7 separate regions of the Homo sapiens genome follow, and all the other regions are linked to region 7. Evidence: chromatin loops called from intact Hi-C (ENCODE). Cell type or tissue: heart left ventricle. All regions are shown on one strand. Region 1 overlaps OXCT1 (3-oxoacid CoA-transferase 1). Region 2 holds the start of PLCXD3 (phosphatidylinositol specific phospholipase C X domain containing 3). Region 3 has its middle 29 kb from the start of PLCXD3. Region 4 overlaps C6 (complement C6). Region 5 overlaps LOC105374739 (a long non-coding RNA gene). Region 6 has its middle 130 kb from the start of PLCXD3. Region 7 has its middle 4.5 kb from the start of C7.

What was found. Peaks named below come from ENCODE experiments on the same cell type or tissue, not always from the same donor. Only the 100,000 strongest peaks of a DNase experiment are listed, where the experiment ranks them.
Region 1: it touches region 7 in a loop (4-fold over the local background); 54 of 110 quality-filtered maps call a loop at or near these places.
Region 2: a loop joins it to region 7, with 6 times the contacts of the local background. A loop is called at or near these places in 34 of 110 quality-filtered maps.
Region 3: a loop joins it to region 7, with 3 times the contacts of the local background. A loop is called at or near these places in 22 of 110 quality-filtered maps.
Region 4: a loop joins it to region 7, with 4 times the contacts of the local background. A loop is called at or near these places in 14 of 110 quality-filtered maps.
Region 5: it touches region 7 in a loop (4-fold over the local background); 16 of 110 quality-filtered maps call a loop at or near these places.
Region 6: it touches region 7 in a loop (3-fold over the local background); 32 of 110 quality-filtered maps call a loop at or near these places.

The regions. Positions count from the first base shown.
Region 1 is chr5:41,833,341-41,837,340 of GRCh38, forward strand. All of the region lies in intron 7 of OXCT1 (3-oxoacid CoA-transferase 1), which reads right to left. Among named protein-coding and RNA genes, the nearest start is that of OXCT1-AS1, 35 kb to the right of the region's middle. In heart left ventricle, no CTCF peak of the experiment used is centred here; a DNase peak (open chromatin) is centred at 2,481; H3K27ac peaks cover 2,458 bases.
Region 2 is chr5:41,508,190-41,512,189 of GRCh38, forward strand. PLCXD3 (phosphatidylinositol specific phospholipase C X domain containing 3) reads right to left here and starts at 2,412. Exons shown (of 3, transcript NM_001005473.3): 1 at 2,235-2,412. The coding sequence starts at 2,337. RefSeq lists an enhancer at 1,938-2,766. In heart left ventricle, no CTCF peak of the experiment used is centred here; DNase peaks (open chromatin) are centred at 2,152 and 2,382; H3K4me3 peaks cover 3,217 bases; H3K27ac peaks cover 2,878 bases.
Region 3 is chr5:41,537,888-41,541,887 of GRCh38, forward strand. No RefSeq gene overlaps it. Among named protein-coding and RNA genes, the nearest start is that of PLCXD3, 29 kb to the left of the region's middle. In heart left ventricle, a CTCF peak has its summit at 1,839; no DNase peak of the experiment used is centred here.
Region 4 is chr5:41,192,177-41,196,176 of GRCh38, forward strand. It overlaps C6 (complement C6), which reads right to left. Exons shown (of 18, transcript NM_000065.5): 5 at 3,616-3,757. Among named protein-coding and RNA genes, the nearest start is that of C6, 19 kb to the right of the region's middle. In heart left ventricle, no CTCF peak of the experiment used is centred here; a DNase peak (open chromatin) is centred at 1,815; H3K27ac peaks cover 2,881 bases.
Region 5 is chr5:41,115,438-41,119,437 of GRCh38, forward strand. All of the region lies in intron 5 of LOC105374739 (a long non-coding RNA gene), which reads left to right. Among named protein-coding and RNA genes, the nearest start is that of MROH2B, 46 kb to the left of the region's middle. In heart left ventricle, no CTCF peak of the experiment used is centred here; no DNase peak of the experiment used is centred here.
Region 6 is chr5:41,635,081-41,639,080 of GRCh38, forward strand. No RefSeq gene overlaps it. Among named protein-coding and RNA genes, the nearest start is that of PLCXD3, 130 kb to the left of the region's middle. In heart left ventricle, CTCF peaks have their summits at 1,700 and 2,997 (motif pointing left); no DNase peak of the experiment used is centred here.
Region 7 is chr5:40,903,008-40,907,007 of GRCh38, forward strand. No RefSeq gene overlaps it. Among named protein-coding and RNA genes, the nearest start is that of C7, 4.5 kb to the right of the region's middle. In heart left ventricle, CTCF peaks have their summits at 1,881 (motif pointing right) and 2,081; no DNase peak of the experiment used is centred here; H3K27ac peaks cover 1,789 bases.

The DNA.
Region 1 (4,000 bases), 930 kb after region 7:
AGAGTAGCATGACATATTTAAAGGACTGAAGGAAAGAAACTTTTGCCCTAGAATAGTATATATGGCAAAATATCTTTCAAGCATGGAGGAGAAATAAAGAACTTCCAAGACAACCAAAATCAGAGGGATTTCATCAACACCAGACCTGTCCTACAAGAAGTGATAGAGGGAGTTCTTTGATCTGAAAAAAAAAAAAAAAGAATGTTAATGAGCAAACAAGAAATCATCTGAAGATACAAAACTCACTGGTAATAATAAGCACACATAGAAACACAGGATATTATTAACATTGCAACTGTGGTGTGTAAACACTCTTAAGCATAAAGACTAAAGAACCAATTAGAATAACTACAATAACTTTAAGACATAGCACAATAAGAAATTAAGAGAAACAAAAAGTTAAAAAGCATAGGGGTGAAGTAAAAGTGTAGAGTTTTGGCTGGATGCAGTGGCTCATGCCTGTAATCCCTGCACTTTTGGGAGGCCGAGGTGGGTAGATCACCTGAGGTCAGGAGTTCGAGACCAACTTGGCCAACGTGATGAAACCCTGTCTCTACTAAAAATACAAAAAATTAGTTGGGCGTGGTGGTGCGCACCTTTAATCCCAGCTACTTACGAGATCATGCCACTGTACTCCAGCCTGGGCAACAAGAGCAAAATTCCGTCTCAAAAAAAAAAAAGCATAGAGTTTGTATTAGTTTTCTTTTTGCTTATTTGTTTATGCAATTAGTGTTAAGTTTTCATCAGTTTAAAATAACGAGTTATAAGACAGTCTTTTCAAGCCTCATGCTAACATCAAATACAAAAAAAACTACAGATTCATAAAAAATAAAAAGCAAGAAATCAAAGCACCCCAAAGAAAAATCACCTTCACTAGAAGGAAGACAGGAAGGAAGGAAAGAAGAAAGAAGACCACAAAACAACCAGAAAACAAAAAACAAAATGGCACGAATAAGTCCCTACTTATCAATAATAACATTGACTGTAAATGGACTAAACTCTCCAATAAGACACAGTAGCTGAATGGATGAAAAAAGTTAAGACCCAGTGGTCTGTTGTCTACAAGAGACATGGTTCACCTATAAAGCTACACAGAGACCAAAAATAAAGGGATGGAAAAATATATCCCATGCCAATGGAAACCCACAAAAAAAAAAAAAAAAACAAAACAGAACAGGAGTAGCTATACTTACATCAGACAAAATAGATTTCAAGAGAAAAACTGTAAGAAGAGACAAAGAAGCTTATCATATAATGATAAAGGGGTCAATTCAGCAAGAGGATACAATGATTATAAATATATACACACCCAACACTGGGGCAGCCGGATACATAGAGCAAATATTATTAGAGCTAAAGAGAGACAGATTAAAATACAACAGCTGGAGACTTCCACACCCCATTTTCAGCACTGACAGATTTCTCAGGAAGAAAAGTCAGAGACATAGGACTTAATCTGCACTACAGAATGAACCTAATAGAGATCTACAGAACATTTCATCAGATAAAAATTACTAAGAGGAAAATTTACAGCTATAAGTGCCTACATCAAAAAAGAAAAAGAAATAACCTAATGATGTAACTTAAAGAACTAGAAAAGAGCAAACCAAACCCAAAACTAGTAAAAGAAATATAGATCAGAGCAGAAATAAATTTGAAATGAAGAAAATACAAAAGAACAATGAAACAAAAAGTTGGTATTTTGAGAAGATAAACAAAATTGACAAACCTTTAGCCAGACTAACAACGGTGGGGGTGGGGGTAGGGATGAAGACCCAAATAAAATCAGAGATGAAAAAGGGGACATTAAAACTCATAAGAAATTCAAAGAGTCGTTAGTGGCTACTAGGAGCAACTATATGCCAATAAATTGGAAAATCTAGAAGAAATGAATAAATTCCTAGACATATATAACCTATCAAGATTGAACCAGAAAGAAATTAAGAATCTGAACAGCCCAATAATCATAAATATATACACCTACTATGTATCCACAAAAATTTAAAAATTTTAAAACAATGGCACATGCCAGGCACCAGTATAGAACACAGAAGATACAGCTCCCTGAAGCCTGGCTCTTATAAATAAGTCTTAGAATATCACTTTTGAAAATAATTTTCTATATGTCCATTAACCTCTAATTCTTATATTAGATGGGTTCACCGATATTCAATTTATATTGTGATTCATAAACCACACAGGCTACAATAAATATTTGTGTGCACCAAATATCGTATCATCTAAGCAATTCTTTTACAGGCAAACATACCACAATATAAATACAATAAAAGTAATTATATTTATGTCATGATAAATGTACTTGTTTTGACTGAAAGCTGAAGTTAACTAAAATAGTTGAAAGGGCCTTGGGTAAACCTTTGCTGTCTCGTAAACTAGCCATGGCACAAGCCTGACAGCACAAAGAAATCCACAGCAGTGAGGTTATTTCAGTCACAGGCAGCCTCAGCAGCTTCAGTGGCTGAGTCAGACGACCTTTTCTGACAGCACGTGCATGCCAGGCTGCTTGCAGGAGACAAAGCATCAACAGTCTCCTGAGTGAAGCACTCTCATCCCTCCCCATAGGTTTTCTATTACAGGCTCCTTCAAAAAAAAACAGAAATAGGCCATTTCCAGAGAAACTTAGATGGTAGGTTATGCACACAGAAGACTAGCAGAGGGGCTCATAGGGAGTTGAGAGCTTAACACAATAACAGGATTCCTCCTGAGAAACAGCCAAATTAGTTCCCTTTGGAAGACTCAAGAGTCCTTGCTACTCCTTGTCATACACATGGAAGGCAACACCCAAGAGTCATTCCCTGGCTGGTTTTGCACTTGAACTTGTAAAGTTTATCAGGGAAGACTTCACCCTCACTCAAAGAGAGGGAGGTCCAGAAATAACACTGTCTGGACTGAAAAGAGAAACATCTCTCTAGCATGTGTGGCAATATGCGCCCATGTGCACTATTTTTCCCAAGTAGCTACCTAGGTCCATAAGAGGGGTAGGAAGATACAGCCAGCATCAACTGTGTCACAACTTTGTGGGGAAGCATGCAAATGGCTGCACATTTTAAGAAATATGAATGTAATGTTCATATTGGTTTTGTTAAAAACAGACATAAGTGATCACCTCTATGGTTTTACACAACTCATAAGTTTATCTAGAAAAGTGGTCCCCAGCTTTTTTGGCTGGTACTAGGGATCAGTTTTGTGGAAGACACTTTTTCCACAGATGGGGGTTGGGCAGGGACGTGGTTTTGGGATGAAACTGTTCCACCTCAGATCATCAGGCGTTAGTTAGATTCTCATAAGGAGCGAGCAACCTAGATCCCTCACATGCAGAGTTCATAACAGGGTTCCCACTCCTATGAGAATATAATGCCAGGGCTGATCTAACAGGAGGCAGAGCTCAGGCAGTAATGCTCACTCACCCACCACTCATCTCCCACTGTGCGGCCCAGTTCCTAACAGACCATGGGCCAGTACAGGTCCATGGCCTGAGGGTTGGGGCCCTTGGTCTAGAACACATCTGAAAACAAAACTTTGCCAAAAAGGACTAATGTTTCCCTTTTGCAGAGTCTAGAAATAAGTAACATCAAGGACAATTTGATTTTCTTTTAAATTCACAATAAACATACTCATTTACTTCTTGATGTAAAACATTTGCTGTAAATTATATAATTTAAAAATTATAAACAAAAAAGCAAGATGTATGTTCCTTTGCCACCCTGCTTCTAAATCCAAAACAAATTTAAGATGCCTAAGGGAATCTTAGTACTTTAAATATTTATAGTTCTATCCTCTTTAAAACTCAAGTCAAAACTCAAATCACCAGGGAGAAGAAAGGTTGAGAAGATGCAGCATTGTGGAGTGGGAAGATGCTGGCACAGAGCTTTAGGAGACAAGCTCTAATCCAGATTCCACAATTCAAAAGAAAGGAGATGAGCTAAGAGTTCTTTATTTAAGAAAAAAAAAAAAAGACGCCGTTGACTATGTTATATAG
Region 2 (4,000 bases), 610 kb after region 7:
CCCAATGTCATCATCTTTATGTCTGTACTCTAAGATCACCCAGATACCAAAATCTCTCACCTCAGGTTTTTATTTTGTCCCAGGGCAGGAAAGGAAAATTACTGTGTTCCCACTAATGCTTAGTTCCTTTTTTCTTAACCCTGGTTAGTCACAGTTGCTGCTGAATCATCCAGATACAAATCACAAAGCCTTTCCCTCCAAAATTCATAGGGTATCTTCCCAAAGGTCCAAGTAAGGGGTCAGATCCCTGAACTGATAGGGATAAATAGTAAGTCATTTGTCTTCACTTAGCTTCAGTTTTTTCATCTGTGACATGGAGGTAATAGTGCCAGCACTCCCTGCTTCATGGGGTTTTAGAAGGATTTTGTGAGCTGGTGTACATAACAGGGCTTTGAAAAGTGAAATATTACAGAAATGTAAGGTAGACTCAAAAAGATATCATACCATCTCAGAACTAGATAAACAAACATAGGCTTTTAATCCTGTAGCTCTAGAGAGTCACCTGCCAGAAGGTTTGCATCACAGTGATTGCCCTTCTTACCTTCTATGCATATAAAAACATTCAGGGGAAACCATGTGAAAGAAGCTGTCTAAAATCCAAATAAAAATGAAGGAAGAAAAGGAATGGGAATGCCTGTGGAAGTGAGAATGGAGTTATGCCAAAGTTGTGCTTTCTACTGTCTCCTTGAAAAGAGCAATCTCCAGGCTTGCCTAGGTAGCAGAATAAGTGCTGCATGGAGAAGCTGGGGTTGGTTCTTTTCCTTGGAGATTCCTGGCCGGTAGCAAGCTATCTGTTGAAGAAGGACGAAAGGAGACAGCCCCTTCTGTGGATAGCACTTGTAGTAGCCTGTGCCTGCCATTGCTGCCAAACATCCACTTGACTAACAACCATTGATTTGAGGGACTGATCAATGGCAGCACTCTTGGTTGGAGCATCTAGTGATTTTCAAAATAACCCTTCTTTTGTTTTTGTTTTTGTTGTTTTTTTCTTTATTATGTTTTCCTCCAACAGCTGAGAGGGGGCGCTGGATGGGGCAGATCAAGAGGAGGTAGACCATAACGTTGAGTTTAATAGCCCAGCTCAGCTCAGGGCCAGAAGTGAACTGTTCATGAGTAATTTGCCCTCCAGCCCAGCTCTGAAAAGATCAAGTGTGTGCTCCCCCAGCCCAACTGCATAGCCAAATTGACAATAAAGTATGGCCGTGTCCCAGCTGTCATTGTTGTAAACTGTCCTGAAACGACCCTCACTCCTGGATACCTGATCTAGGGGGTTGTTAGGAGCTGCCACCCTAGAAACCTGCCCAGTCTCTGGTCCAAGTCGCACACATCAAGCTGAAGCTTCTTGATCCCTCAGGTCTCTTCCTCGCTTTGTCCACGCTTCTTTCCTTCTAGACTGTCTGGACACATTCTCAGTCACCTTTTCCGTACTATTTGCCTATTAATCCCACCCCTCCGCTCAGGTCACGCAGGTTCCCCTGCCCAGCTTCTGTCCCGAGCAGTAAACATACGGTCCGCAAGGGTTTGCTTTTTTGACCTGGGCGAAGTGTGTTGCCAACACGCACTTGGACCAGACTCGAGACAGCGGCCACTCGGCCAGGTCCCCCGGGGTCCAAACCGATACGAAATGGTGCCCTCTGCCCGTCGCCCCCTTGGGCTCCTTTTCAAGGGCAGCTATCACGCCGCCTCTGGTCCCTGAACTTTCATCACTCTTCGGGAAGCGCTTTGTCTTTTTAAAGGAGATTGGGGACGAATATTAATGACTGTAGCCGAGAATCTATCAAATCCGCCCAATTCCATGCCAGGGATAGACTCAGGTCCTTGCACCGAAGGCGAGCCCCTGACACTAGCTCGCGTTCTTCACACACGGTCACCCCGCAGACCCAGAGATTTCTCCCACTTCCCCAAATCTGCAGGAGAAACCATAGGAGGGGGTCACGAGGCACCATCCTGGAGCCCAGCTTCTCCTCTGCCCCAGTCCTCCGCATACAACCTGCTTCAAAAGCCCAGGAGAAAAGCAGTCACCTTGACTCTAGCGCCTCGGTCCTTAGGGGTTTGGAAAACGCCAGGAAGCCCAAGGCTACCCGGCACGCGCTCGCCTGGCCTGAGACCCACCCTGGAAGACGAGTTTCCCTCCCGCGGGCATCGTGGCAAGTTACCACTTAGTGGCAGATAAAGCAGGGCGGGGCAGGTGGAGCGGGCGCCGAGCGCCTAGCCCGCAGCCCCTGCGCGCCTACCTGGAATGGCTAAATTGGTGAGGGGGATGCTGTGCATGCTCTCCGGCAGAGTTGCCATCCAGTCGGCTAATTTCAGCTCGTTTTTCCCCTGAGACGAGGCCATCGTGCCAGTCGGCGTGCAGCGCGCTGGTCCCAGCACTCCTCGGGCAGGCTGGCAGGCTGCTGCCGCTAATCCAATGTTTGCTCTAGCCCCGCTAGAGTTTACACTCCTCTCTGCGCCACACCCACAGGATGGCGCAGACACATGCTAATTTTAATAATTATTCAAAACACCCCGTGCTCCCTTAGTGCCTCCGCCAGACTCCGCTGGAGCTTTTGTTCCTGACGTCCGTGCTCAGCTCTCTCCGCTCTCCCCTCCCTCCCCAACCCCCTCCTCCCGTCTTATCCTTCCTAGGCGTCTCTGCCTTTCCTCGCCATTCTGCAGCTTTCCCTGGTTTCTTATTTTTCTTTTCTATTCATTTTTTTCCAACTGCTTTGCCCATGGCTTGCTCGATCCTTTGCTGTGACTTTCTCGTCCTGTTTGTATGAAAGACAGTCTTGCACTTGAACCTAAAATCCTAGCAGACTTTGGGATGTTATTGCCTCCTGAGGAACAGACTTCTCATGCTGGGTTTCAGGGCTTTCCGTCCTTATCAAAGAGCTTTCCTTTTTGTAATCTACAACAGGTTATACCTTTCCTCAGCCAGAGACCACAACCCTGTTTATTAAAAAATGATTATCTTTATTCACTCTTTTGCCTACTTTGTGAAATAGCTGGTAAGTATGAGTCAGTGAAGGGCATGGTAAATTCTAGGTGGTTCCTACTTAATCCTGGGTACCTTGCTCCAGACATTTCAAAGTCAAGAAATGCTACTCCCCCTTCTTTTCTCAGATCATGAGAAGTCTACATTATTTCCATGGAGAACACTGCCTCTGTCCTGTCAGTTTCATGGCACTCAGGGTAAGACTGGAGCCTTATGCTGGAAGAAAATCGCCACATCTCCCAGTGACATGCTCTAATTATTGCCAGTAGCATTTGGTGGAATGTATTTGGCACCATTCAAAGTGATCTATGTGACTGTCTGCATTTTCATTCCTTTGCAGACTGGAAAGATGTGCCTCTCTCAAGAGAAATCACTCACTGGGCCTCCAAAGAACTGTCTGGGTCCACCTGCTCTCAGATGAGTAAAAGGAGAGAGATGAAGTTTTACAAATGTAATGAGAGCAGCAGTGGCCTGAATAGGAATTATAAGAGATGAACTGAAAGTGTGCTGGGCTTTTGCAACCCAGGAAATGGAAATGCAATAAACAGACCTCTGTTCTTTCATGCCAGGGTTGTGTAAATTTTTATTTTTCTATGGGAAATGCTATTAGATTGCGGAAATGACAATCAACATAGGAGACAAAGAGAGCCATGAAACATGAGAATAATTATTCAAGGTTAGTAAATCCATTTAATCCCAAATAGCATTAAAAAATAAGAAAAAACCTAGAGCCTACCTTATTTTCTACAATGATGCTAAGTCCTAAGAATATTCACCCCCAAATGGGGAGCACTATGGGAAAGATAGAGGAGAGGCAACGCCTTATTTTGGTTATCAAATTTTCCATGCCCCTTGTAAAATAAATTCATACCTTCAAGAGGACATGGTACAGTTATCTTTAGTGATGAGGAAGAGATATACTGAAAATTTTCCCCAAATAAATCTTAATATACATGCTAGTACAATAGAACCCACATATCCTTTTAATTAGGATGATAGTTTAGCTTACTATAGGACTCTTGG
Region 3 (4,000 bases), 630 kb after region 7:
ACATAGCCACTGCAACCTCCCTTGACCTCAATTTTCCAATCTGTAAATTTAGTATAAATAATGCCCAAATATACACATATTTGGCATATACAAACTTAACTTCTATGTGTGTGGATGTTGTGGTTTGTAAATACATTTTAGATAATTGTATAAAGTCATAAAACATGGGTGGTATAGAATTTGGAGTAGTAATGGGACTGTTCTACTTATTAATTTTGTTGGTAGTTATATAACTGTATGTGTTATATGTCTTAATAAAACAACAGAAACAAATAACATAGACAGGGCAAAAAATAGTGATAGTTCATGAATTATATCCATTATTAATCACTTCAGATGCTGAATGAACTTACAAAGAACTTAATTTTTCTATTTCATTTTCTTCTTAGAGTTAGGTTCTATATTTTACACCTTATAAAAAAATTGGTCTCACTTTCCAGGTGTTAGAGACAGGAGCTATGATTTCATAAATGTTTTTCTGACACTCTCTAATCCTAAAGCAAAATGTGGAGCTTTGTTTATGCTTACTTTTTTTTTTAACCAGCTCCCTATTTTGATCACTAATGTCTAATAATTTAGGAAAATATAACAAGATCTCCATGTAGTCCATGTTCCTTATAAAACTTACTTCATAGGATAGAGTGATAAACACCTTCTGTATAACTGTCAGCGGTTACAAAGTTCTGAGCTGATATGAGATAGAAAAGGAAAAGGGCACTAGCTTGTTCAAACTCTTAGACTTGAGAGAGCAACAGCAGATTTAACTCATGAAACTTCAGCCCCGCTAGCCACAGAAATTGGAGTATAGTGACTAAAACATCTGGGTTCTAGTCCCAACTCCTTCACTTACTGGGTGACCTTGAGTGGACCTCCAACCAATATGGTACCTATTTTATGGAAATTTTTGAGAATCAAATGAGACAATGTATGCAGAAGCATGTTGACATTGAGAAGTCCAATACGTATATAATATACATTAGTAAGTATGAATGTTTGCTGAGCTAAGAGCTACAATTAGAATGCTCTATCATTCTTTACAGTGCCTCATTCCTAAAAATCACTTATTGACGTGCTTTTGAAAGCAATCTGAGGTTTTGACAGGCCAATATGTGACCAGAAATACTAATGTGTCTCCCTTTTCAACTTGTGATAAGAGTTTGAGATGACCACCATCAAACAGAGCTATTATTTTAGTTATTAAAGTTTATGACATCAAAGACTGTAAGTTTATGATTGTGTTCTTTGTTCAGCTCAGAATCTGGGCCAGCATCTACACTGAGCAAGACTAGAGCAACAGAAAGCAGTGGTTTAGACCGGGCTCCTTGGCTGGTAATTTCATTCATTTTCTATAGTAAAGCTTGATGATGTGTTAAAAAATCCAAACATCCAGTTCAAAATACTTTTTCCATTTTTAAACAACATTTTTCATCAGAATGCATTGCAAATAGTTGTATAATGTCCTTAAATAGATTACCTAGTGGTGGTCTACTGACCATGCCCTGAAAACTCACCATCAAAAAGAAGGTCTACACAGAATAGAACTGCTTTTTTGTGGGTAATGGACAAAAGGTAAATGTCATGTATTAGTCCATGCCAGAAGCATTCTCTGGAGGTCTAGTGGTGGGGAAAGGGAAAAATTAATTCCCAAAGCTCATTTCTGGTTGCTAGAGGCTGCTGGACTATAGAGAGTTAAGCTGGGCTGCCTAAGGCTACTGGCGCTCTTCTCTTTTTGAAATATTAATGCCTATCTGGTATCAGCTGAGCCTTTGACAAGAGCTGAAGGGTTGTTGCCACTGAAGCTTGCTGTCTAGGAGATTTGCTGACCTCTAGTGAATCTAAATTCTGCACAGATTTCAGTACATGCTGCCTGCTGTTTCAGCACAATGTTGCAATTTGGTGGTCTGTGCATGCCTGCGTGAGAAGTGAAAATTTGGAATTTGTGTTCATCCACTTGTTGATTTATCTGTATGATTTTATACTGTTTGATTATTCTTTTAACTGAAACTACTTTCACTAAATTCAAATATTTAGTTTTTCTTACTTTTTAATTGAAGCAAAACATACTTCCAGTAAAGCACAGAGTACATTAATTTTGACGTGCAGCTGCACGTGTTTATTTATTTGTTATACTTATGGATTTATGTGTACAAATGCAGTTGTGTTCCACAGATATTTGCATAGTGGTGAAGTCTGGAAGTCTGGGCTTTTAGCGTGCCCATCATCCAAATATCGTACTTGTACACAATAAGTAGTGTTTCATTCCTAACCTCTTCCCATCCTCCTGTATATCTGTCAGCAGTTACAAAGTTCTGAGTCAATATGAGATAGAAAAGGAAAAGGGAACTAGCTTGTTCAAACTCTTAGACTTGAGAGAGCAACAGCAGATTTAACTTGTGAAACTTCAGCTCTGCTAGCCACAGAAATTGGAGTGGGTGTTTTGGAGTCTCCAGTGTCTATTTGCAACGTATCTCCTAGGAGTTCTTTGAGCTTCTTGTATCTGGATGTCTAGATCTCTAGAAAGACCAGGGAAGTTTTCCTGAATTACTCTCTCAAATAGTTTTCCATACTTTTTACTTTTTCTTCTTCTCCCCCTGGAATACGTATAACTCGTAGGTTTAGATACTACATAATCCCATATTTCTCAAAGGCTTTGTTCATTAAATTTTTTTTTTATCTGACTGGGTTAATTTGAAAGACCTTTCTTCCTGCTCTGAAATTATTTATTCTGCTTGGTCAAGTGTATTGTTGAAGCTTCCAACTGTATTTTATAATTCCTTTATTAAATTTTTCATTTCTGGAAGTTCTGTTTAAATTTTTAAAATAATCTCTCTCTTATTTTATATTGTGTATTTTTTTTCTGATTTCTTTACATTTGTTTTCAACTTTCTCTTGGATCTCATTGAGCGTCATTAAAATCAATATTTTTAATTCTTTATTTGATATTTTTAAGATTTCAATTTTGTTAGAATCCACTGCTGGAGAGTTAGTATGATCCTTTTGGGGTGTTGTAACTTTTTTTCATACTTCTAGAATTGTTTGTCTGGTTCTTTTTCATCTGGATAAGCCATCTCTCCTTTTGTAAAAAAAAAAAAAAAATTACTTTCATTTGGATGGGATTTTCCCACTTGGGATGTGACTATAATGTGTATGATGTATGGTCCCTAGGCTTTGGTTCTGGATGTTTTCAGTGGCCAAGACTCTATAAATTCCTTGGTTATAGATAGCCTTTGTATGGTGGCATTCCCAAACGCTGGTTGTAGCAGTGATATACTGGGCATGTGAGTGGGCTCACTGCCTCCTGTGGGCCCAGCATGACAGAGGTCTCAGGAAGTTTATCTCATTCCCTAGTGCTACGCACTTATGTCAGTGGATTTTCTATTGGGTTACACAGTTCAACCTCCAGGCCAGTATACAGTGCTTATGGATAAAAGCCAGATGCATCTGATACAGATGGGTATATGCTTGATCTTTGTTTACTGTGAGAAGCTCTCTGTTTCCTCAGGCAGTAAGATGTCCTGTGGAATATCTGAGCTACCTGCTCAGACCTACAGGGAGTCTGGGAGGACCAAGCTGGACAGGGGTGCACTGGGCAGCCATGCCTACATTTCCCCAGTGACAAGCATAAGCACGAGATCCAAGTTGGAGACTGGGGGCAGTTGCCGAGCACCCAGAGATGTGCTGGGGTATGAAGTGGAGAAACTTCTGCTGTTGCACGTTCTCTGCTGGAAGGGAGGACTAGCATCAATTCCTAACCTAGAAGAGTGGGTGCTCCAAATGCCTGGAGATACTACTAGGCATCAAGTGGCAACACCAAGATCTCTGCATCTGAGGGGACAGGAAGCTTAGGCTCCTAATCTAGGTAAACGAATGCACCAAATGCCTGGAAATATTCCTGGGCATGGAGCAGACAGGGCACTGCTGCACCAAGATCTCTGCACAGAAAGGGAGGGGTGACTCAAGTTGCTCATCCACACAAGCAGTTGCACCAAATGTCTGGAAG
Region 4 (4,000 bases), 290 kb after region 7:
GTTGATGTGATGACATTATTGATTTGCATATTTTGAACCATCCTTGCATCTCTGGATTAAATACTACTTAATTATAGTAGATATCTGGGATGTACTCTGGGGTTCTGTTTGCTAGTATTTTGCTGAGGATTTTTGCATCAGGGATATTGACCTGTAGTAGATTTGTTGTTGTTGTTGTTGCATCTTTATCTGGTTTTGGTATCAGTGTTATACTAGTCTTGTAGAATGAGTTTGGAAAAGTTCCCTTTCGATTTTTTGGGATAGCTTGATAATAATTGGTATTAGTTCTTACAAAGTTTGGTAGAATTCAGCAGTGAAGCCATCCAGTCCTGGGCTTTTCTTTTTTGGGAGACTTTTTGTTATTGATTTAATCTCATTACTCACAATTGGTCTGTTTTCTATTTCTTCTTGATTCAATCTTGGTAAGTTTTTTTTTGTATCCAGGAATTTATCCATTTCTTTTAGATTTTCAAATTTGTTGGCATATTGCTGTTTATAATAGTCTTTAATGATCATTTGTATTTCTGTAGTACCAATTGTGAGTATTGGGATGAATCTTAAAAACATTATGCTAAGTGCAAAAAGGCAGACACAGGCTGCATATTGTAGAATTTCATTTTTATGAAATGTCTAGAATACACAAATTTACATGAACAGAAAGTGAATTAGTGGTTTCCTAGGGTTAGGAGTCAGGTAGAAGGGGGAAAGAAATGAAGCTTGATATCTAATATGTACAAAGGTTTTACTTTGGGTATGTTGAAAACATTCTAAAATTATATCATGGTGATGGTTATATAAGTCTTTGAATACGCTGAAGATGGTTGAATTAGACACTTTCAATGGATGAATTGTATGGCATGCAAATTACATCTCAATAAGGCTGTTTTTTAAAATGAGTGAATTCTGTGGGTTGTCTAAGATGCATATTATATTCAAATAGCTGAAAGCATAACAGCGAGGACTAAAAAACCATTGACCTTATACTGCTTTACACTATGTACTTATGTTTGTCACAAGCAAAAAAGGGCTTGAGAAAAATGGCTCTCAGGTCATGAGGAATCTATGAAGGTGACAGCTATTTGTGGAGAACCTGAAGATAGGATTTTATGGAGGTATTTCCAGCAGACCATGCCTGAGAAATCTTTTAGGAGTTAAGCCAGCTATGAAGAAATTTTCAGTCTTATTCTTTCCTTCCTCCTCTCAGATGTTGATACTGACTTAAAATAATTTAGTGTTTCACATACAGCATTGTTTCTAAAGTGCTTTGATCTAATCTGATTTATGTGTCATACTTTGTAACTTTTTGAATATAACTAGAAATATATAAATCAAAAATATATATTTGTGTGTATGCATGTATTTTCACATATATATGTGTGTGATCCCTACTCACAGATCTCACTATTTTGCCACATAGATGAATGTGTCCTTTCAACTGTGTGTGTATCTATACACACACTAAGCCTGGGTAAAAACAAATAGCATGCTATTATTGCCTGATTCTTGCTTCATATTTAGAACCTAGTGACTGATGTTGGCAATGTAGAAATTTTTATATCTCTTGTTAAAATTTTTCTTGGAGAAATATCAGTTAAGAAGGTCAGCCACTCAGGAAGCTATTTTTTTTTTTTTTTTTTGTGGTTAGAAATATGTTGGATAGCAGGATTGGAGAGGCAGAGATTCTAAGGCCAGCAGATTAGAACAAGATTACAGTAAGCAATTCTCAAAACTCTCAGTCTCTGGGGAGGCAAGGAGAGGACTGGTTGTCCCGAGCCGGCAGGCTTTGCTCATTTCTCAGAATCACTGGGACAACAGCTCTGGTTGGCAGAGGGCCACGTCGTCCTTCAGCCAAAGTACACATAGCATGTGGTCCTCCCCATCTGTAACTCTAGAGTCTAGATCAACTGAACAAAAGGTGATTTTGTAATGTCACCCTTCATCAATCAGAACATTAGAAAATGTGATTATCAGTGGGAGTTTTTGGCTGACGTTTTCTTGTAGGCAAACCAAGAGAAGGAAACCATTTCTGCACATGGATAAGAATATGTTGTTGAAGCACTTTCATCGAAATCAGCACTAATTAGAAATTCTTAGGACAGAACATCACATCAGTTTATAGTCATCCAACATATAGATGAGGAAACCGAGGCCCAGAGTTGTTAAATAACTCGGCTGTGGTGTAGTGAGATAATGTAGAACTGGTTCTAGTTCTACATTAGAACCAGCTGAGTTATTTAGAACTCAGCTCCTCTTACTTTCAGACTAATGGTTTTTCCATTTTACTGGTGTCCTCGGGTTTGGTTCAATATTTTCTGGGTTTTATTCTAAATCAAATAAGGTTGTATTTGCAATTGTGGCTGTTTGTCTTTGGTGCCTCGAGTTTTCATATTATGCAACTCTGGCAGCATTAAGTGAAGATTCTAATTTTCTAAAGTCCAATATGAAGCAATAGAAATTGATAGCAAACTATCTGCCTTCTGGCCAAAAATTTAAGAGGGGTTTCTTTATTATGTAAAGGGGAGAGTATAGGAGATTATCTTTACTGATTTTTTCTTATGTTTCAAATTAAGGCTCAGTTTTTCTGTTTTCATAGCCTTCTCTTATATTTCCTAACATCATCTAAAACACAGGTTCAGTCTAATGAATTTAGAACCCCTGGTAAAACCCCCAGTGTGCTCATGATTGGGTATTCCTGTAGTAGGAACACTAGAAGAAAGAGCTATGTGATCTCCTGAGGTTTCTTCCAGGGTGTCTCATTTGTAAGGTAGATGTAGTCCTGAATCAGCATGAAATCATGGAAAAAGCCTGGGTTTTGAAGTCTGGATTTGAATCCTGGTTCCACCATTTGCTAGTTGGTAGACTTGGTCAGGTTATGTAAGCTTTCTGGGACTCGTTTCTCAGTTTGTAAGCTGAGACTGGATGGTAATATAGGTCTGGCTTCTGCCATTAGGCTCTGCTGACCTACCCACACGTCACACAGCCTATGGGAGAGAATACCTAGCTATATTCACTTCACCTCTTACTCTCTTACGTTTTCACACCCTTGTTGCTTAGCCCTCTCTTTTTTTCTATATTTGCTTAACTTCTTTCCTTTTGGCTTTATCGCTCATTATTTGACTCTGGGTTTGCTTTTCATGCTGGAAGACTGGTTTTGTTTCTCTAGTGTTTTGGCTTTCAACCCACCCATAGGCATACTTTTATCACACCCTCTTTCTCCATTTGCTCCTGACATTTCTGAGTGGTTACTCACCCATTCAAGGCCTACCTCCAGGACCCCACCCTGGCACCTCCCAGCTTGATGGGCTTAGACCAGTCTGCTCTAATCCATTCCAAAACTTTCTGAGAGATGTATGAGAAATAAAACAAGCCATGTTTATGAAGGGCCCATAGCATTGCCTGGCACAAACTATATTTGGAAATGCTAACTTTTACTTCTCAGGAGTGAGGATCATGGCCACATACCTCCTGAACATGGTAGCTAAGTATCAGAGATAGGGCTGGTAGGAGTAGTAAGAAGTTAATGAGGAAGATGGACAATGATGTATCTCATTGCTCCCTCTGACTCATTTGTTCTGATACCTGTTCTCCCCAAGATGATAAAAAGATGTTACATACCCATTGCCCATCAACTGTACACTAGGGATGGGATTATACTTCCGTGTGCATACTGCCTTTGTCCTCCCACAGTCCCTTTCATCTGAATTGTCTCCACAGTCATTTTCTCCATTGCATTCTAACTTTCTGGCAATGCAGCGGCCTAGTCAAGAAAAGCAAACAAAATCAATGCAACAAATTATCATTTTAGAAAGTATTTATTAATTTGAAACTCAAATGCTTTAAATTTCAAGGTAAAGTTGAAGGCAAGTCTTCACTGTTTTTGATAGAGTTTTAGGGAGCACATAAAAATGGAGCGATAAACTGATAAATTTCCACTTGTAAGATTATAAGGGTCACCACAGAATTATTTAGTTGCTGATTGTCTTTAAAAAGAGAAATAATC
Region 5 (4,000 bases), 210 kb after region 7:
TCTGAGTTGTTCTCAGTTGGAAGGATAATCTGAAAAACCTGTTGCCAGAAGCAGATTCCTATGTGAAGCACTCAGAGCAGTGTGCAGCTCCATGGAAACATCACTCTTACCACAATACAACTCAGCGGTGTGGATTTACTTTAATTTGTTCTGTTGTGCACCAATAATTTTCCTCCTGATGACTTCTGTTTTTCTTTAATTCAGCAAAATTTTCAACCATGTTCTCTGTTCTTTCATTTGGGAACAATTATGAGGTATATGTTGGAGTTTCTTAATCTATTCTCCTTATTTCGTATCTCTAAGTTTTTTTTTTTCTTTATCCTCTATATTTTGTTTTGGGTACATTCCTAACTACTATCCTCCAGTTCACCAATTCTCTCATCAGTTGGATTTTTATCCTAACCTTTCTTGTTTCAGTGATTGTATTTTTCATTTCTATGATTTTAGTTTTCCTCTAGCTCTACTTATTCTTGATTCATATCTTCCTGTCTTTGCTCCATAATTATTGATTTTACTTTTGGAAATGAGAGTAAGACTCAGGGGGGTGAAGGGAAGTCCACAAAGGAATCTCCAGCATTTGGCAGCATTTTTTTTTTCTCTTAAGGTGTTTGCTAATGCCAGTGTCTAGAAATTGAGAAGCTAAGTAGAGTTTCAGTGATTTAATGGTGCTCAGGCAAAAATTGCCGTTTCCCCCTATATTTTCCTCAGTGATTTGTTGTATTAAATAAGTCAGTCAACTTTAGTGACAAAAGTACTCAATATATTTTAGCTGCCATTATTTTGTGTCAATATTGTTATCATTTTTATTATATTTCTTTTCCTCCTCCTCATAACTAGAGGATTTTAAAGTCCCTCTTAGAAGAATGCTTTAATATTTGCTATTATTCTAGAGTAATTTCTCCTGTCTTTTGATCTTTATGATGCTCATTGTTCTCATGCGCTTGGAAATTTTCATTTCCAGGTTCATCTTGTGTAGAATTTATGTGTATGTTTATGTACACATGTATGTGTTTTTCCCTCCTTTTTCCCTGCACATATCTCTATGTTTGTATGTTACAACTGCCTTTGCCCAGTGTGCTGAAATCCTCAGCTTGGAATCAGACCTTATTTTGGTGGCATGGGTGTGTGATCCTGAAGCATTATGAGAGTCATTTCCTAAGTCAGCAGGTTTGCTTGACCCAAGTTTGGAATCTTAACTGTTGATACTCTCTCTAGCATGGATGGACCTTTTTATAAAGACTTTGGCCATGGCAAGGAGCCCCGGTCACCACTGGATTCATGTTACAAAACTCACCCTGATGTCTAAAATGTGTTTGGGGTTTATGGTTTCTAATCAACCACCTAGAAATTGATCACCTACATATTTGTTCTGGATTGATCTGGAAGCTCACGTGGTCTGGGGTCCTAACCCAACTTAATTATTTCTGATTTATGAATGTCTAGTTAATATCATCTTAAGCACAAATACAACTTCCAAAATATATGCACATATTTTGTCATTGCTATGGGTAGATAATAAAGTTGTTTATTTAATGGGTAATCTTATAATACTACTTTGACTAGAATCAAATATTGCTATTATTATCAGTGGAAACAGTAGTAACAGTAGAAGTAATAGTGGTAATTATTGCAGTATTGGTTCACACTAAGCTTGTCATCACCTAAAAGTCTCAGATTTTTTAATATGAATTATTGTAAAGTCAGTGTTTGATTTCTTATATGCGCACAATTTTGGTGTACACTCATATATTTTTGTAAGCAGAAGGGGGCAAGCTACCAAATTCAGTTGGGAAGCCATCCAGCTAAAATATTTCTTGACAGTTTTGTAATTTCTGAATTACAAATTAAGAATAAGTTAAGAATTAAGCATATAATCCAGGCATTTAGTCAAAGGCAAGTACATGGATCCCTGCTAAATTTGGTTCTATATTAATATATTTAGAAATTACAAACTGTTAAGAAATATTTTAGCTGGATGGCTTCCCAACTGAAACATAAACAATTAAACATTTTCTTTAAGCAAAAGTAATTTCATGGAATAGATGTAAAATAGTTTCTTCTGTGTCAATTTTTTTCCCCAAAGGTTTCTTGTTAAATACCCATATGATAAAATTGCTGGCAGCTTCTTCTTTGTGTTCATCCTTTTCTTCCTCTTTCTATTGTTTCTTCCCTCTGTGATGAGGTTGAGGATTCCTAGCATCATATCTTTAGGGAAAAATAAATGTATCAGGCAAGATAATCCCATTAATTAATTTGGATTTTAGTTGTAAAGTATTGTATTAATCATAATCCCTGCATTGCAATACATTTTGATCATTAGTTCAGCTAGGTGTGGCCCTCTTTTAGTTCTTCGTTTATGGAATAAAATTTGGACTTCTATTTTAAATATAAATATTCATGTAATTAGAAACACATTGCCGCCCGGGTGCAGTGGCTCATGCCTATAATCCCAGCACTTTGGGAGGCAAAGGCAGGTGGATCACCTGAGGTCAGGAGTTTGAGACCAGATTGGCCAACATGGAGAAACCCCATCTCTACTAAAAATACAAAAATTAGCTGGGCATGATTGTGCACGCCTGTAATCCCGGCTACTAGGGAGGCTGAGGCCGGAGAATCGCTTGAACCCAGGAGGGGAAGGTTGCAGTAAGCTGAGATTGAGCCACTGCACTCCAGCCTGGGTGACAGAGTGAGGCTCTGTCTCAAAAAGAAAAAAAAAAAAAAAAAGGAAAAAGAAACACATTGCCATTTTCAATAAGTGGTTAAGCAAAAAGAGAGTACTTAGACAGGAATTGCCTATCTTTTGCTTATGCTCAAAGGCAAAATAACATGGTACCAAACATATTTGCATCTAATTAGCAGGTAAACTGTATATAATAATCTGTTTTAGTTTCACCAAGAAAGTGGTTGAAAATATTTTAAAAATTGAATTTGGATGCCTCCTGGTGGTATATACACTGCAGGTTCATCAAAGGATGCCCCCACCCCATTCTCTATCATCATACAACTTGATCTTTATCCATCTTAGGTTTCCTATCTCTGAAAACATTTTCATTTGCTACCTATGTTGAAAGCCACAGAATTAGTTAGTTGACCACGCTTGGAAACTGGACTTCTAAACGCAAATTCTTCGTGTGTGTTGTCTTTAAAATACGTACAGATGTAATACTACTGAACACAATTCCTAAAGAAAAGTTAATTTAGTATGCTAGAGAGTACTGGACTAAGAGTCAGGAGACCTATATTCTAGTCCTTGTTTTTTTTTTTTTGTTTTTTTTTTGTGACATATTCTTGGTGCGAAGCCCAGGCTGAAGTGCAATGGCATAAACTCGGCTCACTGTAACCTCCACTTCCTGGGTACAAGTGATTCTCCTGCCTCAGCCTCCTGAGTAGCTGGGACTACAGGTGCATGCCACTAAGCCTGGCTAATTTTTGTATTTTTAGTAGAGACGGGATTTCACCATATTGGCCAGTCTGGTCTCGAACTTCCAACCTCAAGTGATCCACCTGCCTTGGCCTTCTGAAGTGCTGGGATTATAGGCATGTGCCACCACGCCCGGCCTCTAGTCCTTGTTTTGCTACTAGCTAGTTAGTAATCTTAGGAAAACCTCTGAACTTCAGTGGGACTTTCCTTTTGCTTCCTATTCTATTTTACTACCAATCTACTACATCTTGCTGAACCAGCAACCTGAGAGTTACCTTTGATGGCTTTCTTTTTCCAGTCAATTACATTCAATCCATCAGAAAGTCGTGTTGGTTCTACCTCCAAAATATATTTTGAATCCTCTACAACAATCCCAGTCCAAAGTACCATCATCTCTCACCTAGATAAGAGTTACAGCTCCTTACATGGTTTTCTTGATTCTGCTTTTTAAAATGTAAACTGGGTTATTTTACTTTCTTACTTAAAACCATGACTTAGAATTAAAAAAAATATATATATTTTTTACCATGACCTAGAAGGCTCTACATGATCAACTCTTGCCTATTTCTTTAGTCTTGT
Region 6 (4,000 bases), 730 kb after region 7:
GACAAGATGAGAAAAGTCAGTCTACTTGTTCTGAATCCTATAAGAAATCCTTCAACATGTAGGAAGTAGCCACTGGATAATGGAAAGACCATAGGGATCTGAATCAGATCTGGACTTGAATCCCAGCTCTGCTACCTACTATCTCAGGAAAGATAATTGAACTCAATTCTTTTATTTCCATAGATTGAGGATAATAATTACACTTGCCTGGTAGCCATTTGATGATTAAATAAGATAGTATACACTCAACATTCAATATTTCATTTTTCTTCCCCTTCCCCATACACTCCAGTAAGATCCATCTTCTTCCTATTCTCTAGGCTAGCCAGGCTTGTTTCTGTCTCATTTGCTCATGACCATGGGTTATTAATCCAGGGCACATGCACCTGAGTTTAATGGAGCACAATATGCAGATAACCAGATTTATGCATCAGCTAAATTGGGGAACAGTTATTCATGTTAGCAAATTGGTCCTCACATTACCAATAAATAGGTCACCAGTTTCCCCCAAGATATGCAAAATCTTCAGAGTATTTAAAGTGCCACTTGACTTGCAAACTTTCATTTACATGTAAAAGTAAGTTTAATCAATTTCTAATTTTCCAGGAATTTCTCCATTTTTCAGCCAGAATAAAAGCAAATTTGTCCTTTCATCTGTTGGGGCAAACTAATAATTTGATATTCAAAGTGTCACTGAAAATAAACTCCACTGTGGGACTCATTTATGCTGTGAATGCTAAAAATCTGATCCAACAAAAGCAAATAGCTTCCTTTCACATTGAATTAAAATCAAAGAGAGACAAAGATACAGAAAGACAGAGGCACAAAGAGATGAAAACCTTATAGGTTGGAGAAGAAAGTCTGACTTAGTTTTTAAGAATTTCATTTTCATCTTGACTATTAACAAATATATTTTATTTCTGTAGGATTTCAATAGGAGGAGAAACATGATACAATTTACCTTTTCTCTAAAGCTTTTCTTAAATTTAGTCTTAATAGAAATATCTGCCTTTATTTTGACTATGAAGCAATATTTGGATACGTATTTTTGAGTCTTAAAAGTTTACTCAAATATAGTGATAAGATAGTGGCACAGTTTTTTGGCATTCTGCATTTAATTTGTTTTTTTTTTTTTGGCTTTTAAATCCTGAAATTTAAAAAAGTACATAAAAGCTGTAAAGCTAAAAATGTATTCATATGTTACACAAGCACTGATAACCCATTAAATTTGAGCAACAAAGTCTAAAGTAGTGCTCTTAGAATACAGGCTGAGGAAGGACTCCCTGTATCAACATTATCCATGTTCCTATTATAATAAAAATGCCAATTTTTGGACTTTCTCCAGATCTCTTGACAGTAGCTCCCACGAATTGAGGTGTTGTTGTTTTTTTTATTTTTTATTTTTTGTTTTTTTTGCTAGACACGTTACGTGACTTTCTACACTGGAAATTTGAAAACACATGGGCTTTAAATTGGAGCGGAGGCCAGCAAGTAGGTAGGAAAGAGAAAGAAAAGAATTGAAAGAAAAGTTCCTATCACTAGGCAAAATGAAAATCAGCATGAAGCCATGTGAAGGATCCTTTACCACAACCCTGAGAGATGCTATACTAAGCCCATTTTAAAGAGCTGTCAAGTGGGCTTTAAAAAGCCCTCCAGAGCCTGCTGAAAAATACAGTTCTTAAACACTGTGCTGTTGCATTACTGTCTCTGCCCAGCAGGTGTATGTTGTCTAGTGTCCTTCTGTAGAAGCAGGATGCCTGCTAGAGCAGTCCATGGTACTGGGGAGAATGAGCAGCATTATTCAATAAGCCTAGGGCATCTTTTTATCCAGAGCTCCCTGAACGAAATGGCCAGGGCTGGGAAAAAAGACAGCAATACTGGACATTAACGGGAAGCCATGCAAGGATTAGTTTGGATGGAGAATTGCTAGAAAAGACCATACTCCATAAGAAAGCCAGGTTCCCATGACCTAGGATGCCTGCTTTTTCTTACTCATTCATGAGTGAGCCTTTGTTCATAACTATGAATATCACTGCAGGCGACCCTGTATGAAAAACGACAGACTGGCATGAAGATAAGAAGATTCTCCCCACTGGATATCCCACTGTTTATTGCCAGCTAACAGATGTTTACTCAAATCTCCAGAATTTACTTATTTTTGAGATGGAGTCTTGCTCTGTCACCCAGGCTGGAGGGCAGTGGCACTATTTTGGCTCACTTCAACCTCTACCTCCCGGGTTCCAGAGATTCTCCTGCCTCAGCCTCCTGGGTAGCTGGGATTACAGGCACATGCCACCACACCGGGCTAATTTTCGTATTTTTCATAGAGATGGGGTTTCTTCATGTTGGCCAGGCTGGCCTCAAACTCCTGACCTCAAGGAATCTGCCCCCTTTGGCCTTCTGAAGTGCTGGGATTACAAGCGTGAGCCACCGTGCCCGGCCTCAAATCTCCAGAATTTAAAAGGGATTTCCTGCTGTTCCTGTTGTGCCTTCCACCCTGCCCACTCAGCCTCAGGCCACTGCAGGCTGAGGCCTCTCTCCTGAGAGCGGCTTCCTGCTCAGTTGATGAATAGTCAGGCAAGGCTGAAGCAGTAGCCCCCGCCCACAGACCACGGTTTCCAGACTGATAAACGCAAATTCTCTTGTAACTCATTTCTCTTCTTCCTGTTTGAAAGAGTGAAGATATAATGTAGGCACATCTTTTGTTGTTGTTGTTGTTTAAGGCTGTTTTCACGCTTGGTGCTTGTTGTGTGTAGGCAGGACTAATAACTGTGAGCTTGTTTTGAGAGGGATCTCCTTGTAAAGGTTGAGGAGGAAAAAACAACTCAAATAACCCCAGAATATGTGAGGAGATTATGATGTGGATGAGTTCCATAGATTAAGGTCTCCTCTCCTGGAAACTAGGAAACTTATTGAAATTACAAAGGTCAAAATCCAGAGACATTATCTTTTGCAGAGGTCTTTCGCCTTTCCTGATTTAATATCTGCCACCTAGTGAGAGGTTGAGGAACAGGCATCGCAGAAATTGAACATTCACGGCTATTTTCAGGCTACAATGGCTCCCTAAGGCTGAGAGTAAAAAGGAAATTGTCGAAAAGAGATATGGCAGCAACATGGGAGAAACAGCTCTTGAAGCTTTCTGAAGGCCTTAAACCCCACTTCCAATTCCCCTTCTGAACAAGTACAAACCGTCCTAGGCCCCCATCTCCTCTACCTCCTTTATTCTTCCTTCTCCCCTTCCTCTTTCTTTTCCTTTTTCTATTCCTACCACAAAGCCCAAGTGGCAGATGATCATTTTCAGGCCCTAGCACAATAGACAGACACTTAGTCCCTTTCCTCACACTCTCCACCCTGACGCCTCAAATGCAGTGGCTTTTTTCATGAGCTTCTGCACATCTGAAGGAAGAGTATCAATCAGGACCGAGGCCATAGATAACGTATTAGTAACGTTCTTCTTGTACAATATTCAGAAAATGTCTTCATCTAGGACTCAAGGCAGAAATATATAAATATGATTAAAAGGAGGTTAACCCATCTTAATGGAAACCAGATTAATTGCTGTATTAGTCAAGATTCTCCAGAGAAACAGAACAAATAGAATGTATATACAGAAAGAAAAAGATTATTATAAAGAATTGGCTCTTACAATTATGGAGACTGACAAGTCCCAAGATCTGCAAGATAAGTCAGACCCGGGAACCCAGAAGAGCTAATGTTGTAGATCCAGTCTGAGTTCAAAGGCCTAAGTATCAAGAGATCTATTTGCTTAGTTTCGGTCCCAGGAAGAGCTGATGTCTCAGTTCAAATAGAAAAAAGCCAATGACCCAGTTCAAAGGTAGTTTGGCACGAGGAATTCTCTCTTACTCAGGAAAGGGTCAGCTCTTTGTTCTATTCAGGCCTTCAACTGACTACATGAGGCCCATCCACATTAGGGATGAGTAATCTGCTTTACTTAATGTGCTCTACTTAATTAAGATTTAAATCTTAATCTCATCCAAAA
Region 7 (4,000 bases):
TTTCAGATATGAAAACAGAAAGTCAGAGAGATGAACAAACCTGCCCAAGATTTGAACCCAGATTATCTGTTTTCAGAGCACATATTTGTATAAATGAAACACAAATTAGAGGCCCACAGCACTTTGGAAGGCCAAGGCAAGAGGTTCACTTGAACTCAGCAGTGTGAGGCCAACCTGGGCAACATGATGAAACCTTAGCTCTACAAAACATATAAAAATTAGCTGAACATGGTGGCATGTGCCTGTGGTCCCTGCTACTCAAGGGACGGCTAAGGTGGGAGGATCACCTGAGCTCAGGAGGTTGAGGCTGCAGTGAGCTGTGGTCACACCACTGCACTCCAGCCTGGGTGACAGAGCAAGACCCTGTCTCAAAAAAATAAAAAAATAAAAAAAACAAAACAAAAGAAATACAAATTAGTACTCATTTTGGTTTTAGAAAAATTTTCCTCCTAAGAAGTTTCTAGTTAGGTATTTGTGAATATTCTTCCCTGGTTACTAAGATTTTTTTTCACAAACATTTTAAGAGGTTGCACAATTCAGGATTTTACTTCTTTTTTTTTTTTTTTTTGAGACAGAGTCCCTCCCTGTCACCCAGGCTGGAGTGCAGTGGCACGATTTCGGCTCACTGCAGCCTCTGCCTCCAGGGTTCAAGCAGCTGTCCGACCTCAGCCTCCTGAGTAGCTGGGATTACAGGCATGTGCTACAGGTGTGCTACCACACCTAGCTAATTTTTGTATTTTTAGTAGAGATGGGGTTTTGCCATGTTGGCCAGGATGGTCTCGAACTCCTGACCTTGTGATCCACCCGCCTAGGATTTTACTTTTTTTAACCACATTGTTTATTCTTTCTTGGCCTGTGGAATATTTAACGATGAATCTGATATTAAAACATATCTGTTTAAAGATTGTTTAAAGAATTATAGCTTAAAATTAAGGGGTGGCCTGACATTTTCTGAGTGATTGATTTTTATTTTAGGTCTATTGCATGCTGAGCTCTTGGTATGAAAACAAAAACAACTTTCCGTTTAGGCACCACAAGTTTGAAGTGTAGATCAAATAAATGACCTTGTCCTTTTTTACCCTTCCTCCACAGGACTTTACATAAGGCAGTTACAGAACCACTGAAATCTTTGTATTTTATGTCTTCCTTCTCAGAGCTGTTTGACTTAATTCAAATTTAAACCAAATGAAATGTATCTTGTACTTGCAGGCTACTGCTACAATGTGCATTGCAATAACTGAAAAACCCAGATGCCATTCAGAAACCCAAACAAATCTGGGCCTTCTCCTAAATTTAGCAAATGCCTGTCGCTATTAAAAACCATAACGACAAAACTTCTTATCTCCTCGTGATTGTAATTTGATTCTTGCCATTTGCAGCCATCGGGGTCACCAGGGCAAAAGCTTGTCCAGTGTGGAAAAGTACAACGGCACCTGTCCAGAAGTCTGTCCAGAAGGGAAGTGTGAAACCTTGTATTTCCTAATCTATTTAAACCTTAAACAACTTTCCTATGAAGAACCGGATGCCAACAGAGAGTATTAATCTAGTGGCCTCACTTTAAATTAATGCACAGATCACAGCATTTAATGCAGTGCTTCCAGCAGAGATGGGCAGCATCTTATTATGTGTAATGATAAAGCATTTAATAATCATCATTTTACTGAAATCTTCCTTTGAATAAGGCATTGCTTGGCAGCCATTTTTCATTCTCAAACTGTTCACAGTGTGACACTTTAAATGGAAAAAGCAACACCACCTGGAGTACTTATTAGCTTAACAAGCACTTGCCTGGGAGCCTAGGAAGATTCACTGTGTTTCACTCCCTCCTGAGTGGTTTAACTCCAGAGCTTAATGGTATTCTTTGACTCTAGGGCCTGGAGCAGTCTGCCACTAGGGGATGCTCTTGCTTCTTCACTCCAACTCCTGGCCGGTTCAATTCTGACCTTATCAGCCTCAATACAAGAGAGGAGGAAAAAGGAGGCTTTTACTCTTCCCCAGTGAGTTTGTTCCTCTGAAACCCCCAGAGTCAGCTAAATCTGTTGGAACAATTCAGAGCAAAATGAAATGACTAGTAAATGAAATAGCTTCGTTAAAATGTTTTCAAATATCTCCCTGTGGTGAACCAGAATTGCTTCCTGATATCATCGGTGGAGTAATAGTTTCATTAGGGTTTGGGGATGTTAACAGTGTTTGAAGAGCTGCCAAGGGAGGTGAGGGCAAATGGGGAAGAGCTGGTGTCACAGGAGATGAGGAGAGGGCTGTGCCCTTATTGACCCTTCCCCAGTCTGGCAGAAATCTGCTTTATCCTTCTACTGATTTAGCTTTGGCTCAGACACCATTTATTTGCCAAAGCATGCCCATATACCAGTTTTGGGGTTTGTTAGAAATAAAAGTCCAGGGGGTCACATGAACTTGAGAAATTCTGGGTTGAAAAAGTTAAAAAAGTTTTACTTGTTACAGAACTTTCAGAACATTTAATTTACAATGCACTGTGCTTTGCAAATCCAAGCTGGGCATTTGCTGGGAGTAATTGTTGACTGGGTTCTTCATCTTGAAATTCTCCTGAATTGGCTTGATGTTGCACTGTTTTGGTTTTTCTTCTTTTTCTGTAACCTCTCCTTTTTGGGACTTTTTTTCTTCTTACTCCTGAACAGGGGCATTTCTTGTGGTTTTATGGTTCATTATGTTCAGTCTCTAGAAGATTCACTGAAGTCCATGATTTTAGTTAGATACCTCCATGCTAGCAGCTCCACCCATGTCCCCCTCCAAGAGACATAGGTGAAGCCTGTCTCTTCCCAAAGAGACCTCCATTATATGTTGGATGCTTTCCCCAAAGTAAAAATGTCCCCTCTCCAAAACCATCTCTTCCTTTTTGACTTCTAATTTTCTTCCTCCTTTAAATTTTTCTTAAATTCTTTCAATTCTCTGAGTCAATCAGACTTGAAACCATATTTAATCACTAAACCCTGTGAATTCTTCTGCCTTTTTTGTCTTTCCTTTTTTTTTTTTTTTTTTCCTGGGACAACGTCTTGCTCTGTTGCTCAGGCTGGAATGCAGTGGTGCCATCTTGGCTCACTGCGACCTCTGCCTCCCAGGTTCAAGTGATTCTCCTACCTCAGCCTCCCAAGTAGCTGGAATTACAGTTGTCCACCATGTTGTCCAGGGGTTGTCACCATGTTGGCCAGGCTGGTCTTGAAATCCTGACCTCTCCAGTGATTCACCTGCCTCGGCCTCCCAAAGTGCTGGGATTACAGGTGTGAGCCATCGTGCCCAGCCCCTTCTTTTTTTGTTGTTTCTGTTTTTGTTTTTGTTTTTGAAACAAGGCATTGCTCTGTCACCCAGGCTGGAGTGCAGTGACCTGCTCATAACTCACTGCAGCCTCAACCTTCTGGGCCACCTCAGCTTTCTGAGTAGTTGAGACTACAGGCATGTGCCATCATGCCCAGCTAATTTTTGTGTTTTTTGTAGAGACAGCTGTGTCAATCCCTTTTTAAATGAGGCCTTGATCCCCTTGTCTAAACTACTGAAATAAATTCCAAGTCACGCTTCCTGCTTCCTTTCCTTACCTATTCTATGTAGGCTGCACACAGCTACTGTTTCAATCAATCTAAAACACTGCTTTGATTCTTTCTTAAAAACTTCCAGTGGGTGAATTCTCAGTGACTCATTGTGTGAATAAAGTCCATACAACTTATGCTAGCAGTAAAACTTCCCACAGTGTTGCTCCCACCTGCATTTAAAGCCTTTGTGCTAATGGTTCCTCCATTAAAATTGCAGACAGAAGAAATGCTCTTGTGATGTTACAGATATGAAGGTAGGAGTGTGCAAGGCAATTGGGGAAAGGAAGTTTCTGTAACCCTTTCAGAATTGAATGATCTATGGGATACCTGAGCTGAACAATTCAAGTTCTAAATTACTATAAATATATCCAAATCATCCTCTAGATTAAGGATATTCTGTAAATGGGCTAATACGGTCCTTTATAGCATGTAAAGAACAA